Regions from separate parts of the Homo sapiens genome. Here all the other regions are linked to region 1. Evidence: chromatin contacts called from ENCODE Hi-C or POLR2A ChIA-PET data. All regions are on one chromosome and are shown on one strand. Each heading gives the region's core, a stretch centred on a gene start or an enhancer-like site at or near the end of the contact. The rest is flanking DNA. Distances are from core to core; before and after follow the strand shown. Region 1 holds the start of TMEM177 (transmembrane protein 177). Region 2 holds the start of THORLNC (testis associated oncogenic lncRNA). Region 3 holds the start of CLASP1-AS1 (CLASP1 antisense RNA 1). Region 4 holds the start of CLASP1 (cytoplasmic linker associated protein 1).

What was found. Hi-C counts contacts between places; a loop is a spot of excess contacts on that map. ChIA-PET counts read pairs that join two places held with the same protein, here RNA polymerase II (POLR2A). Pooled maps may share reads with other maps.
Region 2: a loop to region 1 is called in a map of naive thymus-derived CD4-positive, alpha-beta T cell, with 7 times the contacts of the local background. The contact joins the promoter of THORLNC here to the promoter of TMEM177 in region 1. A Hi-C loop is called at or near these places in 1 of 168 maps with a recorded cell type or tissue (naive thymus-derived CD4-positive, alpha-beta T cell) and 7 of 50 pooled maps. POLR2A ChIA-PET finds 5 or more read pairs at or near these places in 1 of 52 experiments (HEK293).
Region 3: a map of CD8-positive, alpha-beta T cell shows a loop between it and region 1 (10-fold over the local background). The contact joins the promoter of CLASP1-AS1 here to the promoter of TMEM177 in region 1. A Hi-C loop is called at or near these places in 3 of 168 maps with a recorded cell type or tissue (CD8-positive, alpha-beta T cell and naive thymus-derived CD4-positive, alpha-beta T cell) and 7 of 50 pooled maps. POLR2A ChIA-PET finds 5 or more read pairs at or near these places in 2 of 52 experiments (CD4-positive, alpha-beta memory T cell and activated CD4-positive, alpha-beta T cell).
Region 4: a loop to region 1 is called in a pooled map, with 21 times the contacts of the local background. The contact joins the promoter of CLASP1 here to the promoter of TMEM177 in region 1. A Hi-C loop is called at or near these places in 7 of 50 pooled maps. POLR2A ChIA-PET finds 5 or more read pairs at or near these places in 2 of 52 experiments (CD4-positive, alpha-beta memory T cell and naive thymus-derived CD4-positive, alpha-beta T cell).

Annotation. Positions count from the first base shown.
Region 1 is chr2:119,677,700-119,680,597 of GRCh38, reverse strand. TMEM177 (transmembrane protein 177) reads right to left here and starts at 1,397. Exons shown (of 2, transcript NM_030577.3): 1 at 1,322-1,397. RefSeq lists a silencer at 1,321-1,550.
Region 2 is chr2:118,184,970-118,187,745 of GRCh38, reverse strand. It overlaps THORLNC (testis associated oncogenic lncRNA), which reads left to right and starts at 1,360. Exons shown (of 3, transcript NR_144530.1): 1 at 1,360-1,515; 2 at 2,356-2,408. RefSeq lists enhancers at 1,006-1,055, 1,196-1,375.
Region 3 is chr2:121,528,609-121,531,439 of GRCh38, reverse strand. CLASP1-AS1 (CLASP1 antisense RNA 1) reads right to left here and starts at 1,272. Exons shown (of 2, transcript XR_001739683.2): 1 at 665-1,272. It overlaps CLASP1 (cytoplasmic linker associated protein 1), which reads left to right. Exons shown (of 41, transcript NM_001395891.1): 3 at 1,115-1,193; 4 at 2,660-2,763. RNU4ATAC (RNA, U4atac small nuclear) reads right to left here and starts at 560; the gene lies at 431-560. RefSeq lists an enhancer at 883-1,012 and a silencer at 1,203-1,402.
Region 4 is chr2:121,648,081-121,650,887 of GRCh38, reverse strand. It overlaps CLASP1 (cytoplasmic linker associated protein 1), which reads left to right and starts at 1,426. Exons shown (of 41, transcript NM_001395891.1): 1 at 1,426-1,516. It overlaps NIFK-AS1 (NIFK antisense RNA 1), which reads right to left and starts at 1,234. Exons shown (of 4, transcript NR_037857.1): 1 at 507-1,234; 2 at 206-420. RefSeq lists enhancers at 916-1,185, 1,217-1,843, 1,844-2,472.

The sequences.
Region 1 (2,898 bases), core at 148-2,647:
GCACATGAATAAACATACATAAAACATTTAGTGTCTGGCACAGCAGCAGATATTCCTTATAATAATGGCTGTAATGACTTTTATTCCCATCGCTGGGCACGGCACTCCAACTGCCTCATTCCACTCATCCCATGGTAAAGCCCTATGATTACTAATTTATAAGGAAAAACGTGTTCAATTTATTGAGTGCTTACTATATGCTAGACTCAGTTCTGAGCACTCTTACCGATTGAACCCTCACAACCCCATGACCTAATTACTACAGCTAACCCTATTTCAAAGCTGTGAAAACTTAAATGGCCAAAATCCTAAGCTAGTGAAGTGACAGTGTTATGGGCTGCACTGTGTCTCCTCCTCCTCCCCAGTTCATATATTTAAGTCCTAACCCCCAGTACCTCAGACTGTGGCTGTATTTGGAGACAGGGTCTTTAAGGAGATAATTAAGATAAAATGAGGCCATCAGTATGGATCCTAATCCAATTTGACTGGTGTACTTATAAGAAGAGATTAGGATGCAAACAGGCACAGCAGGAAGATCATGTGAGGATCCAGGGAAAAGGCTACCACCTACAAGCCAAGAAGGGAGGTCTCAGAAGACACCAACCCTGTTAACACCCTGGTCTTGAACTTCCAGCCTCCATAACTCCCAGAGGACAAATTTCTGCTGGTTGGGCCACCCAGTCTCCGGTACTTCGGCATGGCAGCTCTAGCAAGCTAACACAGGCATAGTCAGGTGTCCACAGCAAACTTTTTGTTTTAGAAAACTTGTTATGCCAAATTACAAGCATATACCAAAGTAGACAAAATAGTACATCCATCAACTTCAATCCCATCAACTCATGGCCAATCTTGTTTGATTTCTCTTTCCACCACACTTCCGTCCAACTGGTTTATTTTGAAACATCCCCGGGCATCCTATCACTTCATCCGTGAATACGTCAGTAAAAATTCACAATTATTTCACTTTGATTGAAACTTACTGTATTCCTGTCCGTGAAAAGTGCTTAATGAGCAACGAATGAGTTGCCGCAAACAAAAACGCAGGGTACCGCTTGGCCTATCTTAATCAAGAACTCCTATAAGAATCATTATCATTCGGGCTTTTTTTTTTTCCCAATGCGGAAAGTGAGGCTAAGAAAGGAAAGGTCTGGACCAAAGTCCAACGTCCCTAGGGCCATCGCGCTGCGGGGTGGGCCTAGAACACAGTACCATGCAGCCCGCCGGTGGCTGGGGGAGGAGGGGCTGCAGGAGCCCCGCAGAGGGGTCCTCGCTACGCTTCCACTCTGGGCCCCTAGGCTACTCCGCAGTCTGAACGCGTTACCGGGTCGCATCAGGCCGGAGAAGGGTCCCTCCCGCTCGTCCGTGCGCTCACCTCCGCCGCCGCTCGGAACGCCTACATGTGCGCGCGGCAGGGCGGCCGCAAAGCACGCCGGCCGGGGATCTGGGGGCGGGGACTTCGGGAGGCGGAGCTCGCCGGCCCCGGATCTTGGGATGGGGACTTCAGGGGGCGGAGCTCGCCGGCCGGAGATCTCGGGGCGAGGATTTCAGGGAGGGGAGCTCGCTCGACGGGTCTGGGGGCGGGACTCTTGGGGGTGTGGCTGGGGGGGCCTCAAGGGGATGTCCGTGGGGGGCTCCGGCCGCCGCAGAGGCTCCTTCTCTAACTGTGCACCTTGGGGTGGGTCCGCTAGCACTTCCTCCTCTGCGTTGAAATGCGTCTTTGATTAATACAAAAATTAGCTGGGCGTGGTGGCGCACGCCTGTAGTCCCCAGCTGCTGGGGAGGCTGAGGCAGGAGAATCGCTTGAACCTGGGAGGCAGAGGTTGCAGTGAGCCGAGAATACGCCACTGCACTCCAACCTGGGCGACAGAGCGAGACTCCGTCACACACACACACACACACACACACCCCGGTGTCTTTGATCATGCCACACACACACACACACACACCCCGGTGTCTTTGATCATGCCACACACACACACACACACACACATACCCTGGTGTCTTTGATCATGACACACACACACACACACACCCACCCCGGTGTCTTTGATCATCACACACACACACACACACACACACACACATCCCGGTGTCTTTGATCATGCCGTTGAACCCCCGAAGGAACGGCAGCCCCGCGTGGGTCACCAGGCGGCCTATGGCAGGGCCCCCATCAGAACCCATGCCCATCTGACTGGCCGGCCCGTGTACTTCTCCGTCTGGAAGCGCTCACCCTTGGCGGGGAGCTCTGAGCTTTATGTTTATTACCATGTTCGCTGCCCCCCAAGCTCCTCCCAGGTGCTTCACACTGTACAGTCCACAGAGCAGCGTGCCATCTGTCATTTCTCCTTTCCAGCTGCTCTGTGAGGTAGATGAGGGATCATCTAATCTGTGCACCAAATCCAGCTCTCCACCTGCTTTTGTAAATAAAGTTTTCTTGGAACACAGCCATGCCCAATCCTTTACAGAGGGTGAAAACAGACTGCCTAGGGTTAAAGCCGGGCTCCACCCCTTACTAGCTGTGTGATAAAATGAGTTGGTGTATATGTAACCTGTGCCTCACGGTTTGTGCCGCCTAGCCATTAGCTATTATTATTAAAGTCTGTTCTGTTTCTGAGCCCCCCCCCCCAATTTTGGCTGCTCAGTTGTTTGTATGTAAATAGTGCAATGTGACCTCAGCCAAAGCCAGAATGTGGGACATTCTACAGGGCAAATGACGTGGTTTATCCAACAAATCAATGGCATAAACAGGGAAGGAGGGGGACTCAAAAGAAAAGAGACTTGAGAGTCATTGCAGTTAAATGCAATATGTGACTTTTATTGGGATCCTGAACCAAATAAACTAACTGTAAAAAAGACACCTTGGGCTGGGCGCGGTGGCTTACGCCTGTAATCCTGGCA
Region 2 (2,776 bases), core at 111-2,610, 1.5 Mb after region 1:
AGATAGAGCTGAGCCTACTGTGCTGCATACAGTTAATTGAGGGCAAGGGTAGGGGCTAAGGGGAAGCTAAGAAAGGAAATCATGTCTTAATATCCATTAAGTTAATCTCCCTCTTAAGCAGTGCCAGAGAGAGTCCAGGAAGAACCTAGAAGAGAATTTAATGGAAACTAGGTACCAGCCTGCTTTAACATTTTCTTGACATTCTGGCTGGGGGACATGTGACAGGCACAGGAGACAAGGACATGCAAGTCTATGTGTCATTTACGGAGCCACGGACTAGGACTGTGGAGGCCCAAGGTCAAATCTGTTCTGGGCTCCATCACCAATTAACCACTTGATATTTGACGCTGTCCTATCTGTGCCTTAATAAAATGGAGTGCTAGAACTGGACCAAAGCCACCTGGTGGCTCTGAAGACCTTCAGCAGGAGAGGGGGAGAAAATGAAAATACAGGAATTTGAGAAAAATCTACCAACGTTATCACAGTGAGCTTGTGTTTCGGCATTATGATACAGCACATAGAAAATGGGGGGTGGCTCAGGGCAGGGAGAGAATTTGTTTCTTTCCTTCGTCCATTTGAAACTTATTGAGCATCTATATGTTCCAGGTTACAGAAACAAATACTGCATGGTCCTCGACCCAGAGAAAATCTCTTATAGGCCATGGGAGGCTGAGAGGTGTCTGTTTTTCTTCCCAGTATATCCCCAACATTTAACAACAGGTTAATACTTAAATATAGTAGATTCTCAATAAATATGTGTTGATTAAATAAATAAACCAATTTAATTCAAGACAAGTAAACGGACACTTTCAAGGAAGCATTTTAAAGCTATAGGGGAGAGAAAAGTGGCCTGGGAACTCAAATATGCGGCCCTCACCCCTACTAGGGAAGCAGAAGGAGGGAGCATCCCGTCCAAAGCTTCCCAAGCGGCGCCGGACTGCGTGCTGCGGCTGTGGGGGTAGAAGTCTTCAGATAAAAGATGGGGAAAACAGACCAAAGCAAGTCTCGCTGGCCAGTGACACTCCAGGAGCATGGCCCATGGAAGGATCCAAGGCTGAGGGATCTGGGGTAGCCCCACAGAGATACTCTGCCAAAATCCAGTCACGAGAAGGAGGGAGGAGGCGAGGAACGAAAATGAGATTTGGTTTAGGCCGGAAGAACGGGCTGCGCCAACAACGAGAAAATAAAGTGGCGAGCTGGGAAGGGTGTAGCGCGGGCTAGAAGGGCGGGAAACTTGAGAACCACGGGCGCGGGAGCCTGGCGGGGACGCAAGCCCGGAACTGGCGGAGGGGTGGGCAGGCGCATGCGCGCGCGCAGCTGAAACGCCGGCTGATGAAACTGACAAAGGCGAGAGCGCGCAGCAGCCCACAGCAGCCGAGTTCGCGCCGCCGGTAGGTGCTGCCATGCCAGGGGGCGGGATCGTGGAGCGCCTCGCAGAACCGCACGAAAGCAAAAACAAAGCCATCTCTCCGGAGCAGAAATAGAACAGACGTGGCCGGGGAAAGCCAAATATTTGTGAGATGATGTGAACAAAGGGGGAAAAGTCAATCCAGGGAAGTTTGAGTTTCTGGTTGGAGGCTTCAGCGGCTCTGATCGCTGGATACTTTAAGAGAACATCCTTTGCCCCCGCTCTCCCTCTCTCCCCGAAGAAAAATAAATCCTTGGCAAAATGAGACTTGACGGCATGAAAAGAAGGTCTCCAGACTGTCCCAGCTGGCGCGGGCGGGGCCGGGGCCGAGGTGCCGCTTGGTGACACTGCAGCCGCGGCTCAGCACTGTCACCCAGAAAGGCCCGCCGACGTCTGTATGCAGGGAACGTGGCTCTTAGCAGAGCCTGGACAGGCGCAGGGCCAAGGAAGTCTTTGTTTTTGTTTCTTTCTCTAGCCCTTCCTGCCAATACATCAGGGATATAACTCCTTGGTGTTTCTGCCTTACAATCGCTCCTTATACCCCACCCAGATCCTCAGCACTGCAGCTCCCACTGCCACTGCCCGCTGTGAGTCACCTCCCCCTCTCCCTTTTTTAAACCAAACGGCAAGGCCATATTGCAGTTATCCATAAATGGAAAAGCAAGAAGCCACCAATACCTGTTTGAGAAGATGGCATTTTAATTAGCACACTCCGGCTGCCATAAACCCGGGCTCCTGCCCCACCTCTCCCCCCGCCCCCTCCTCCCCCCTCCCCCGCCGTGCCCTCTCTCAACCTCCCCGCTCACCCCCATCTATGTAAAAAAGCCATAAAGCCTCTCTCCAATCGCTTTCTCGGAGGGAGTTTTTGCAACCCCCACAACACAGGTTGATTGGAAAGGTCTCTCTCCCGGATAACAACAATTCAATGTGCCTTGACATTTTAATAGCCTGCCGTCCTGGTGAACACAATCGAGCAAGGCAGTGAAGCAAACATCATTAGGTAAGCAAGATAATCTAAGCGGAATCTGCCGCCTGCAGGCTCACATCTGGGGGCAGGTTGCACAGCTGGGCCGTCCACAAAGCTGGGCTCCTCCTGTCCTGCAGCGCCTTTGTATATGAATACCAATATATACACTTGTTTAGCTAGAGACACACACTTACAGGTTTTGGTAGATAAATACAGTCAGGCAAGTGTACCGACCACTGACGCCCCAACATGAAATAGCGTTAAGAGTACACAAATTTACCATGAATCAAAATATCCACCATCCCACCGAAGCTCCACCAAGATAAACGTACGGCTCTAAGCGCGGGTTTGCTATATCAAAGAGAACAAGGCAAATACTTGTTGGGATTCCTAATACCAAC
Region 3 (2,831 bases), core at 23-2,522, 1.9 Mb before region 1:
GTATTTTTAGGAGAGACGGAGTTTCACTGTGTTAGCCAGGATGGTCTCGATCTCCTGACCTCGTGATCCGCCCCCCTCGGCCTCCCAAAGTGCTGGGATTGCAGGCGTGAGCCACCGCGCCCGACCTGGATTACATTTTATGTGAGGTGCAAAGACCTACTGAAACTTCGTCTCCTATTGAAACTTGACCTAGACTACTGGGCTGACTCAGCATAAGGAAGTTACAGAACAGTTGATGATCGGCGTAAAGTTAAAGGGGTGAAGTTCTGTTGAAATCCTTCCCGTTTAATCACCGCAAAAACTGAAAGAACTTTACTTGCGACACTAAAACCACGCGTCTTGTGCACCCTCTACTGGTTTAACCACAAAGTACTAGTTTATTTACGAATTACTGCTGTTTGAACTGATAAGTCTATGAAAACAGGTTTTCATTTTTCCAAAAATTGCACCAAAATAAAGCAAAAGCTCTAGTTGATGCGGGTGTGTTGTTCAGGCGTTAGCAGTACTGCCCTCACTATGCGCTCATTGGACAGTAGCGCAACCCCAAGAAAAGGATGGTTATAATAGAAAGTCCCTGGGCTGCAAGCAGGAAGCGCCAATACCTGGTAGGGTTGTGGTAATTAATTCGTGAGCCTCGCCCTAGTCGGTCTGGTAGCTAGCTTACCTCCAGCCTCCACAGCTTTCGACGACACCCCAATTCTTTGTTTTCTGAGGCTCCCGAAGGGTCGCAAAAGCGGCGGCTCGGTTTTACCCAGAAGACCGCGCGTCGGCCGCTCGAAAATTTGCATACGCTTTTCTCGCCGGGGCGGGGCTGGCGGGGGCGGGACCGCGGCGCGCTCTTGAACTCCACCCGCAGCTAACCCGGGTTTGGCTACGCTGTATTGCCTTTTATTTCGTTTCTCCTCACCGAGTATTTTCCATTATAGCTGTACATAGCTCTTTTTGTGGAAGATCATCCTTCTTCGTGCTAATCTCTTTGGTCCTCCAGTCGGCATGCGTCTGGACTCTCGGACTGCGTCTGGGCCGGAAATGTCTAGGCCTCCCCGGAGCGGGTGGGCGGGAGCGCTGCCCCGCAGGCCGGCTGCTAACAGGCTCCCGGTGTTTCCCGCTGCAGGTGGTTCTGCTGGGCATGGACATCCTGTCCGCCCTGGTGACCCGGCTGCAGGATCGGTTCAAGGCGCAGATCGGCACAGGTGAGCTGCGGCACTTGTGGAGCGGACCCGGCCCCTTCAGACCCCCAGCCTTCCCTCGGCCTCCCCGGCTCCCAAACCCTCCCGGCAGCCACCCTGCCTCCCCTCCAGCCCCCTCTCCCTCCCTTCCGCTCCTCCCAAACAGCCAGTCCCCGCCCTCCCCCGCAGCCCCCCTAAGCACTCGCAGCCTGGGTCGGCCGCCCCGCTGCCTTCCCTTCCAGCTGGACTCCCCTGGCCTCTGGGCCTGCGGGCGCCCTTACCCTCCCCCATACCTTTGTACTGGCTTCACTGTGTTCTCACACGGAACTTAGTAATACGTGTTCTAATATGAAATATTAGTGCCATTTTTATTTCTTATGCTAAATTAGCTGTCACTCTTTAGTGCCAACCAAGTCATATTTTACCCTGACCCCGGTCCCCTTTAATGAGAGGCAGTTTTCCTTGAGAAATCCTATAAAACCAAGCCAGTTGTATTTTTCTCCAGATGATTATGGTTGGCATGACTATTTTCACCTTGATTGTAAATGTCATTACAAATGTATAGTAAATGTTCACTCTTATTTTGAAGGGAAAACAGTATGTCAGCAAAATGAAACAAAACCCACAGATTTCATAGATTTAAATACCTCTAAATTCCTGACCTCCGGTGTTTCATGGGGGTAGTATAAACACTAAGCATCTCTATGCAACCATTTCCTTATGGAATTTCTCTGTTTTACGTTGGTACACATGTATTCTTTACTGTTAACTTTCCGACCAATATGCTCCTTCTGAAAAGGTCATGAGCACCGACTGTTTACAAATTTAAAAAAAGCTTTTACTTTTAGACATTTGATATTTTAATAGTGTTCCATTTTCCTCCTAAATTAGCTGAATTATTCAGGGATATCTCATGTAATAGAGGTTTACAAACTCTTAAAATAAGCTGATCTCTGGTCTACAGGTGCACTTGGACCACTGGTGGGAGGGTCCACCCTGGGTATGTCGGGGAAGATGGAGAGCTGGGCTCTGTCTCATGTGTGTATGGGCGTGATGTAAAACTAAAAATACACAATAGTGATGAAACTTAAGATTTATTCATAAGTGCCCACTCCTTCCACCCCCAAACACATATACTGGAGCCCCTCTCCTTGTGTTTTACCTAAATTTTCCTTTCTGTTGACTCTTCCTCTCAAGGTCTTCCATTTTTATCAGCTTACAAATACGTTGGGAACTGGCTGGAGGAACGTGGGGTAAGGAGGAAGACAAATAGTGTATCTGTCCATGCAAAGGATTTTGCAGACTCTTTTGGTGACTTTCATGGACTTCAGCAAGGAGAGTAGAGCTGTGAGCAAAGATGAGTGGTTTTAGAATGAGATACATCATTTAGGTCAGGGGTTTGTCTTCCCACATAATTGAGATAGGAATACTTGGTGACCACAGACCCCCAAATAGGGTTTCATTTGATCAGTTTCCATTTTGATTTTCAGTGCTGCCAAGTCTAATAGACAGACTAGGAGATGCTAAAGACTCTGTGAGGGAGCAGGACCAAACTCTGCTGCTAAAGATCATGGATCAAGCTGCTAATCCCCAGGTAGGGGCAAGAGATGTGTTTTGAGGTCAGCTGGCCAGTGCGCGTGCATGCACGTGCGAGGGTGTGTG
Region 4 (2,807 bases), core at 177-2,676, 2.0 Mb before region 1:
ACAGAAGGGCCTACACACGGCTTTCATACTTTAGCTTAGCCTCTCCGACCATACCTCCTAAGACCCTGAGGATCAGGGGGCATTATCTCATAGTTCTCCCGCACTTCTCTCCCATCCCAACACATACACTAGCAAGGAGCTCCGCACACAAGCTCCTCCAGTAAAAACAACGCACTGGGCAGTGCATCTCAACACATCAAATTACCGGCGTGCATAGGAGCCTGATGCGGCAAATCTGTGGGTCCTTCGGGATCCTTGAAGGCAGCCCTATAATTTGCATTTTTCTACGCTCCAAAACACTTTCCGGGCCAGATGCGGTGGCTCACTCCTGCTGTCCCAGCACTTTCGAAGACCCAAGACGGCGGATCACTTGAGGTCAGGAGTTTGAGACAAGGCTGGGAAACATGGTGAAACCCATCTCTACAAAAAAATACAAAAAGTAGTTGGGGGGGGGTGGTGCACGCCTGTAATTCCAGCTACTCGGGAGGCTAAGGCAGGAGGATCACCTGAGCCTGGGAAGTCGAGGCTGCAGTGAGCCGTGATCGCGCCACTGCACTCCATCCGGCCTGGGCGACGGCGGTGAGACCCTGTCTCAAAAAAATAAAAGCCACCACTTTCCCACTTATTATCCCAGGGAAACGCACGCGACGGAGGAGCGAAGGAGCGTTTATTTGTGGAGGCGCTCAAGTAAGAAACCCTGCTCGCTGGCCGACTCAAGGGTCTCCAAAGCCTTCTCTGGGCTGTCTCCCCTCCCCAAAAGGCAAAGAACCGTTAACAAGTTTACTTCCGGCACAAGCGTCCGCGCCTGCTCGGAAAAGGGAGCGTGGACACACAGCTCTGTTACGGGAAGTCGCAGGGCACAATTTCCTTCATTGCAGTCGCCCTCTGGGCGGACGCCCTAACCCAGAAGTGAAAGACCGTTTCCTTCGAGTATCAGACCCCCGACCAAAGGAAGTTCCACTTGGACGACTTTTACCCAGGGTTTCCCGATTCCTCTTTAGCTCTTCCTATCACGCTCCCTGCTTGCTGGTGCATTGTTGCTGTGGCCACTTAGTTCCGACCTTCCTTGTCTAACTCGAGTTTTGTCGCAACTTTCCAAGGGGCCTAACCACAACCTTTTCCGTAAAAAAAAACAAAAACAAAACCTTTACCCTACGGGTCCCCATCAGGGTCAACTAACGTTCTCCGTGAGGGGCAAAGCTCCCGGGGACTTTACGCCAGCGAAGCCTAACACGGCCAGGCCAGCGCCTGCGCGGGGCGTTACCATAGAGAGGCAGCCGCCTCTCTGGTCTCGGTTTACGCTCTCTATGGTGTACCCGGGTTGGTGGCGGTAAGAAGAAAAAGGGTGACCGCACTGCGCAGGCGCCCTCGGCGTCTCTCTCGCTCTCTCGGTCTTTTTTTTTTTTTTCTTTTTTTTTTTTTTTAATCCCCGCACCAAGCGCTTAACCTCATTGGGGTGGAGGAGAAGGCGGCGGCTCTCTGGTCCGCAGCGGCAACAGTAACGAAAAACAGGGCTGTAAGTACCCGGTCAGGGGGCGGAGGGTCAGACCCGAGCCCTCTCGCGGCCCTGGCCCCTCCCGCGCAGTGGCGGGCGCCGGGTCTGGGTGGGGGCGATGTCCAGCGCTGTCATCGGCTCTTGGGTGCACTTTGGGGGGATGGGGCGGCCCTGAGGTGGGAGCCTGGCGAGGAGCGGGATGCGAGGGTTGTTTATCCAACCAGTAGGTCGCTGAGCCCAGGCTGCTTTGCAGAGGGAGGGGATCGGCCCTGGGGTCAGTCGGGCTTTGTGTGCCCCTCTCTGTTTCCCTTTTCCAGACCCCACCCGGGCCCCCTTCCTAACCCGAGTCTCCCCTGCCGGGTGGGAGAAGCCAGCGAGCCCGGGGCGCGTTTGAAAGGAAGGGAGGGGGCGAGGGAGAGAAACCCACAACAACTAGTCATTGGCGAGTGATGGGTGTGAAGAAAGATCCAGAGAGAAGGGGTGCCGGGAGGCGGGCGGCCCGGGCTCCCGTCCTGGGCTCCCAACCGGGCCAGACAAAAGCTGCGCGAGCGGCGCCGAGCGGAGCGGCCGGCTTGATGGGATGCACAAGGTCCCCTTGGTTCCCGGGGCCTTCGAAGAGCTTCTTTCTGAAGCTGGGAAAGCGAACAAGTGCTGAGTTAAGCCTGTGCAGACTTCTCAACTTGCCTTTGTTGTTCTTTGGTATTGGCAGAGACGCTCTGACGAAGATGAGTGTGTGATCTTGCACGTTAGCCTGGCTAGGTACAATGGAGCTAATCGAATTTTGCTTTCCGTTTTCCGAGCTGCTGGGATGAGTATGGGGCTTTCCAGAGTTTAAATTATTACATAATATTTTTAAAATAGTTGTTTGCTTCTAAAATTAAAAAAAATTAATGTGGAGTCTGAAAGCACGCTGTGGTGAGTTTGCAGCTGAGTTTGCAGCTGGGTGAGTTTCTGTGTAGTGGGGTGCGTTCATTAAATACTGACCATTCGTAGAACCTGTGAGCTCTTTAAACATGATACTTTCATTTGTAGATGTGGCAATGAGAGCTTCAGATTCTCTAGTCCTTTGGGAGACCGTGATGCAGAAGAGTCAGAAGCGAGAAATAGTTTCATGCCGCCATGTACCTTGGACCCTATTTGGGTGCCACAGTCCGTTTTCAATTCTGGCATTAGAAATTGTTTTTATTACTACGATTATTTACGACGGTAACTGACCTCTCGATATGAGGGATCCTGGATATTGGCTCCGTTTGCTCATCAAGGGATTGGGAGAATAGCAACATTGATGTTGCGACCATATAGATAAAAAGTA